Linked DNA regions of Homo sapiens: region 1 is linked to region 2. Evidence: read pairs that join two places in POLR2A ChIA-PET (ENCODE). Cell type or tissue: PC-3. All regions are shown on one strand.

Region 1 (4,000 bases), 580 kb after region 2:
TCCTGCAACCACACAGCCAAAGAAAGCCAAGATCACGTGTTATGAAGTTGAAAGAAGGGTGGAGTCTAGTTCTTGGTCCTGCTGAGACCGTTGCCTCTCTCCTAGCCAAATGAAGGATCCTTTTGACCTAATGCTACATAATACCAGACTTTACAAAGATGAAGGAAGTTTTAGAAATTGTGAGTCTAAGTCGTATTTTTAATTTAACAAACATACCAGAGCCTTTCTATCAAATAGGTAACCGCCTTCAAAATAGTCACCTTAGTTGACTACCCACTTACTCTAATGACACTGTCATTGATAAAAAAAATTACTATAACTCTATATGGAATGTCCTGAGAATCAGTGCCATTTATTTAGAGTCAAATATCTTTTTAGACCATTGATGATATTATACCACTAATGATCAAATTACCCATCCAATTTTACTCCTACATGACATTTGGCTAGTTCCAAAAAACAAGCCCATCCTCAAAAAAGTATATCAATTTGCCACTAATTAGGACATTCTCAGATTCTCAAGGTTATTTCAAAAAGGGAGTTATAAAATGTTGTTTGAACAAGGCTGCATTAATGGAATTTATGTGTATTTTCCCAAGGTGACAACTTTGAAGGGGGCACCACTCATTTGAATGAATTAGTTCTAGCTTATTAGCTAAAATGTCATATTATGGTCATACAGATGCCCTAGAGAGTAAAGAGAGTGGTATATAGATGTCTATGCTCCCTTATTATTTTTTTATCATACTAAGGGTACTGAAAGTGGAGGCGTGAATGTAATAATGTCCCAGACACCTACAACATCTGTTCTTTACCTTAAAATAAAAATAACAGTTTTTAAAGCTTTAAAGATGCATATCTATTCTTCTATTCTTTAAAGACCACGAATAAAAGTATTCAGAGGATATACTCTATTCATTCTGCTTAAATGAAACAGTAGGTATTTAGTACCTAAATTATATATGAAAAAAAGATTAGTCTTGGAGCAACTTACAAGAAAAGATATAAATACAAAGATGACTATACAAAATGGAATAAAAATTGCAGGCTATCAGGAACTAAAGGTTAGTAAAAGAAATAACAAGACCTTTCAAGGGTAATTAATTGAACAAAAATGTGCTTTAAAAAAAGAAGGCTGGGTGCAGTGGCTCACATGTGTAATCCCAGCCCATTGGGAGGCCAAGGTAGAAGGATCACTTGAGGCCAGGAGTTGGAGATCGGTTTGGGCAATATAGTGAAACCCCTGTCTCTTCAAAAATAAAAATTAAAAAATTAGCCAGATTTAGTGGCATGCACCTCTAGTCCCAACTGGTTGAGAGGCTGAGGTGGGAGGGTTGCATGAGTCCAGGAGTCTGAGGCTGCAGTGAGCTATGATCATGCCACTGCACTCCAGCCTGGGCAACAGAGTGAGACGCCATCTCTTAAAAAATAAAAATAAAAAAGTTTAAAAAAAAATGAAAAGAAGGAGGAGGAAGAGGCAGTGGCAGTGGATTTTTTCTTCAGTGGTTGGTAAAGGAGGAGGGGGTCACAGGTGTCAGATATAAGAAAAAGGAGAGAAAAACTACACCTGTTGTTTCACCCAGTAGATGAATAATTGAAAAACTCAGTGTTGGGTACTATCCTCAGTGCTTAGGTAATGGAATCATTTATACCCCAAACTTCAGCATCATGCAATATACCCAAGTAACAAACCTACACATGTTCCCCCGCAAAATGAAACAAAAATTGAGAAAAAAATAGAAAAACAATATAAAGATTTGGTGGCCTGATCATATTTCAGTGGTACCTTAGTAGACTTTTTGGCTGGATGAATTAGATGCTTAAAACAGTGGGCTTCAGGCTGCCATTCAAAGTCCTATTTTCTCATTTCCTCCCATGATTTTAGACTCTACCTTTAACTTCACAGACCCTCGTTGGAAACAAACATTCTTTTAGAAGGAAGTTGTATGAGTCAGGTATATGGATCATTACAAATCCATGCAATTTACAGTAAAAAGTAATTTCAAAGGGTAATTCAAAGGATTCTATATCCATTGGGGGATAGTTAACAAGTTTTTAAGAACAGCAGATTAATCTATGCCTGTATGATAATAAAAATATTTGTATAAATAGCATACTAACATACTGTGAGAGTTCAAGTCCTTGTTTGTGGAAAAAAACCCAAAAGACTAATAAAGTCTATGTATTGTATGCTCCCTTATCATGCAAAATAAAATATTAAAATTAGGAAACTGTAAATATTATCCAAGTGGAATTCTTGTTAAGTTATTGAAAGAAAAAAATAAAGACCTATGCAAATTCTTACAGAATACTAGTATAACTGCTCGATCCCAACATCTGCAATAAAATAGAATTTGAAATCTGTGCATTTTCATTCAATATTCCAAAGCCACACATCATAGTGGCCTACATTCTAGACTCATTGCTATATGTCCTGTCAACAGTATATCCTCACAGTCAAATGGTCAGTTCTCTCTGTAAGTGCAGCCTGGACCTCAATGAGTATCAGCTCACTGTAAATAATTTCACGCTGAGATGTCAAGTGAGAGAGTTCCACTGTGACACTGATGAGTGGCAAGGTAGCAGAAAGCATCCAAGAAAACCCTAGCAAGCTCAGCACTGCAGGAGTAAAGAAGAAAAGAAGTGCAGACACAGCTGTGTTGCCACTGAAATCCTCTTTATGGTGTCTCTGTCTCAAAAGGCCTTCAGTTCAAAATATAGAGGAAGAATATATTTGGATGTTTACTCTCTGGCCAAGAAGCACTTCTTTGTTTTCGTCTCCTTCGTGTATTTTCACTCTCATTGTTACATATCTTTGGTTAGATCAACACACATCATAACCAACATGAGCAGTAAGAGAAGAGAGCACTGGCCCCTGGAATGTAATGGATGGAAGCCAGGGTCACAGACTGACCAGACTTCTCAGTAACTGGCCCTGCACATAGAGTTGGCTGTCACTGAGAATTTTAAAAATGGCTATTAGAAAATGAACACTGCACTTGGAATCAGAAGACCAAGACTTGAGTCCCAAGACTGGTTCTGATTAGCTTTGAAACCTCAGGCAAGTAAGTCACTGATCTCTCTGAGACCTAGTCTCTTCATCTAGAAAGTATCAAGTTTATTATCCTGAATCTTTTCCCGATCTAACATTCTAGGATGTTGCACATTATTTGAATTCAGTTCTTATTTCAGACTCAGAGCTATACACTTAGGAATGAGAAATTTCACAGCATTATAATTACAGCTACTCATTGAGTATTATGTATGAGCTCTGGGAAAAAAGGTTTTCTGTATGTATTTGTTACTCTTTCCAACAATCCTTAATCTTCCTTTGAAGATGAGAAAACTGATATTCAAAGATATTAAAGAGCTTCTCCAAAGTCACATAACTGTTAAGAGGCTGAGCTGAGATTGAAACCCAACACTTAAACACTTTTTCCATAATACTACACTGCCTTCTCCAGGATCTCAAATAAGGCATCTCTTAGAAACCCACAGGGGCATTTTTGCAAGGATAAAAAAAGTTGAAGATGAAAACATATTCTGAGCAATAAAGGTGAAAATTTAGCACTAGTAATTACACAAACACACACCCCTTGCACAAATAACTGTGGAAGCTCTTTTAAGTTAGAACATCAAGAGATAAGATTTCCTCCCCAACATTGAAATATGCCCCAAGGGAGGATTTAAATATAGCTCAAATCAGTACCTAATACTGATTGTTCATTTATTTGGTTAAACAAAGACTTAATCAAATGTTTGTCTTAAGCAACATAAGGCCACATCCTGACACTTGGATGATGTCTTAAGCATCTCCCAAGTGTCAAGTTTGGTGAGCAGCCCTGGGGATACACAGCCTGTACTCTTGGAGCGGTCTTAACCATAGCAAGCAAACCCTGGACCATGGCTGATATGGTTTGGCTCTGTGTCCCCACCCAAATCTCACCTTGAATTATAATAATCCCCACATGTCATGGAAGGGACCCCGTGGGAGGTAATT
Region 2 (4,000 bases):
CAGAAACACCATTTGCACAATTTGAAAATATATTGTCTAAAAAACAAACTGGGAGAAATTCTTTGTATTATGGAAAAAACTAACATTGGAAAAAATGAACAAGATTATAAAAGCACTCTTTAAAAGAGACTACTTTCTTCCCAGTCTTTACTCATTTATATGTTATTAGAATACACATATTTCTCTCTCATAAGGTCTAAATGCCACTTAAGTTTAGGGAAAGAGATTAAGCCAATTTTTTAGATTAAAAATGAATTATTAGTGTAAATGCTGATCTAAAATTCAGTAATTAAGGGAGATAAATATTTTATTTTAAAAATTAATTATTTTTTACAAGTTTAAAAAATATAAATAAAATATCTTTTTATTCATTGCTCGTAATCCTAAAATAGATTCCAATAAACAATACATAAAATATTTTAAGGTGACTTTTTAGAACCAAAGGCAACCTAACAACAATTCATTACATTCTTATAGGCATAGAAAAAAAGAAAATGAATGAATAAAAAGCGATTTTGAATTGCTTACCTGCTGGCTGTTCTCACAGAACAATTTTTCTTGTGTCCTCTTTCAGCTCGATTATCTCTCAGAAGCTGATGCTACACAAAGTGTTAAGACAAAGTCATAGAAACAAAAATATTTTCATTATATTATTTTGCAAGTAGGAAAATATTCTCATTCAAAGGGACACTACTCATTTATTTGCACGGCTTTTTTTTTTTTTTTTTAACTGGTTTCTCTTAAAGCAAAGACTGTAAGTACTACTTTTTCTGGAGTTCAATAGTTCAGGGAGACAAGTTTTTCTTTTTAAAATTCATTCTTTATTGTCACTGTTGCAAAATTATCAGTGAGAGTTAGCAATCGAGTTCTTCCTGGACAGCTAAACTGCCCTCTTAGTCAGTTAAGATGTAGCCTGGAGATGGAAGCCTAGAACTCAGTTCTTTTTTTGGTTCACTGCAGTAGCCCTGGTTGAAGTAATGCAACCTCTCTTGTCAACGGCCTTCACTGTTGCATTCAGCTGTGAATTTTTTAAGGCTTTGTTACCTATGCTGACATAAAGAGCTAATATTATTTTCTCTGTACCTACTGGCCTAACATGGTAAAGAAACACGCTTAAAACATTCTTCTTCAAAGAAATTATTGGCTTGGAAATATATAATTAGAAAAAAACATATTTGATTGCCTCCTCAAAATGCCTTACCATCCACTTCCCTTTACACTTGCTTTACCCTAACTAATTGGAAAGAAAAAAACAAATAGTCAATATTCTTCACTATGTGCTCACTCAAACTCTAGCTTATCTTATTTATGCAGAAAATATGATTATATGCAAGACTGGGCTAAAACGAAGTTGTACAGAATATTAGCAATTAACCCCAACAAAAATAAAAGTCTTGGAAATAATAATACAGGATAGAGCTGGGTTCTAATCCCAGCTGGGCCAGTAACTAAAAAGTCACTAGGTTCCAATAATAGCTTTACCATTTACAACCTGTGTAACTTTAGGCAAAGTACTTAACTTCTCTAAGCCTTGGTCTCCACCTGTAAAATGGAAATAACAATAATATCTACCTGTAAAGCTACTGTGAGTATTAAGTAATATAAACCATTTAAAATATTCAGTGCTATAAAACTGGAACATAGGAAATGCTGAGAAATAATATGGCTTAAATGCTATGATTATAATTATGATGAAAATTAATGGGACTAGCTCTCAGTAGGTATTATCTGACCAGTATCAATAATTTCTAATGACGAATAACTGCTTTGAACTGTTCAATTACATCACTTAGAATCAATTATTAGTTTACTTAGCTGTCCTTGAGAAGGAATAGACCTTCCTTAGATGATCAAGAATATGGTTAGGCTCATTCTTTCAGGAACGTCTGAACTAAATAAGTATTCTTAAATTTTCTCTTAAATATCTACTTCTTTTCATCCCCCTTGCAACCATCCCAGTTTAGACCACCATTTTCTCTGTCCTGGAAAAGTCTCCCAAATGATCTCCCTGCTTCCAGGCCTGCTTCCTTCTAATCTACTCTCCACACTGCAGACACTATGAGCTTTCTAAAATTAATCTAATTATATGACTCTATGGAGATCAAACTCAAAATCTTGTACAAGGCTTTCATGACCCTTCATAATTTGATTACATCTCTAAATTCATAATTTATTATGCTTCCTCCTACCCCAACCTAACCTTCTTTCTTCTAAATTATATATCCTAGCCATAGTGAAGTTCTTAGTTTGGGGTATGTACCATGCTGTTGCTCATCTCTGGCCCTTTGCTTGGGTTATGCAATTTGCCTATATCTTCAGGGTTCATGCACTGTGTCTGGAGCATTTTAGTGCTCAGCAAATATTTGCTGAATGAATGGATGAATGAAATAAAGGAACAGGAAGTGAGATCTGGTATCTGATATGTAGCTGAAGCCATATCTCATTATTACTACTTATAGAAAAGAGCAACCAGTTATCTTAAATCCATTAATCTGAAAGTGTTTCAATTTAGAAACACTTCGTACCATGAACACTAAATTGTTTCTGAAAATAAAGAAAATTAATTACTTTGGCATTTCTAAGTCTAGTGCCTTTTAAAAAATATATATACAAACCAACATTTGTGACACAGATAGCTAGAAGTAAGATGATGAAATCTCTACCTCTACATTAAATTAATAATAATAGTTAATAGTTAATTATGTTTTCTAATTCTAAGATAAAAGACAGATACTTGAACACTATTCCTGAGGCTTGTGTTACAACAGTTCAAACAAAGAACTCAAAATCCCAAACCAAATGTTATGGAAAAAAAAATAAAAAATTTATAGTTTAGTTTTGAAAAATGCAATTATAAGGACCAAAATAAACATTAGGTTGTATCTACTAGGTTTCGATAGTTCTCAGAGAGGCCACCAATCTGGATGAATTTAAATGAGATAGCACCCTCTCTGAACGTTGATGTTATAGCTCCTTTTATTAGATTTATATTATAATGTGTTTTCTTCCTCAAATGTATAGTTTTGATGGGCTTTGTACATAAAAACAAGTCAAACAATGGCATTACTTAATGCAATGCATCTATATGTATAAAACCCATCACAAACTTATCTCACCTTATCAGTACAATTATACATCTGGGGATACCACTGCAACTTCAAAAGGAAGCTCAGATAAAACTACAGAGATCTCTGGGTCATGAATCACAAGTTAATATGTGAGCTTAGATCTTTTATGGGGCAAAGATGAAAAAATTAATCTAAGGTGTTACTTGAACAACATGTATTTGCATTTAGAAGGCTCCTGGCCAGGTGCAGTGGCTCACGCCTGTAATCCCAGCACTTTGGGAGGCCATGGCGGGCGGATCACCTGAAGTCGGGAGTTCGAAACCAGCCTGGCCAACATAGCGAAACCTTGTCTCTACTAAAAATAGAAAAATTAGCCGGGCATGGTGGCAGGCGCCTGTAATTAATCCCAGCTACTCAGGGAGGCTGAGGCATGAGAATCGTTTGAACTCGGGAGACGGAGGTTGCAGTGAGCCGAGATTGCGCCACTGCACTCCAGCCTGGATGAAAAAGTGAGACTCTGTCTCAAAAAAAAAAGAAGACTCCCAACATATTTTTTTTTAAAGTCAGATTATGAATTCAAAACAAACAAGAATCCTTGATCCCTGCTCTAATAAGCAAGAGCAGCTCAAAAGACTCTGAAAATTTTTTCATTCTTCTTCTTGATACATTTTTTTTTTTCTGTTCCCTTGGACTCCTATCAGTGTCACAAGTGAGGTTGCTTTCTGGATTCTGACTCAATAATGTCAACTCTGATCAAAAACAGAACTTGTGAATATGGTGCGAAGTGCTTCTTACCTTCCAACTTTCAGATTGCTGGACTTAGGCCAAACGAAGATACAATCCCCTTATTAGTGACCTGCAGATGTATATTAAAAAATAACTCATATAAGAATTACATTAAAATCTGTAAGTAAAAAACCTAGGTACAATTG

What was found. Peaks named below come from ENCODE experiments on the same cell type or tissue, not always from the same donor. Only the 100,000 strongest peaks of a DNase experiment are listed, where the experiment ranks them.
Region 1: POLR2A ChIA-PET joins it to region 2 with 5 read pairs; 1 of 35 experiments calls an interaction of 5 or more read pairs at or near these places.

What each region holds. Positions count from the first base shown.
Region 1 is chr1:218,066,491-218,070,490 of GRCh38, forward strand. No RefSeq gene overlaps it. Among named protein-coding and RNA genes, the nearest start is that of LINC01653, 25 kb to the left of the region's middle. In PC-3, no CTCF peak of the experiment used is centred here; a DNase peak (open chromatin) is centred at 1,921.
Region 2 is chr1:217,491,152-217,495,151 of GRCh38, forward strand. It overlaps GPATCH2 (G-patch domain containing 2), which reads right to left. Exons shown (of 10, transcript NM_018040.5): 8 at 529-599. Among named protein-coding and RNA genes, the nearest start is that of GPATCH2, 140 kb to the right of the region's middle. In PC-3, no CTCF peak of the experiment used is centred here; a DNase peak (open chromatin) is centred at 2,330.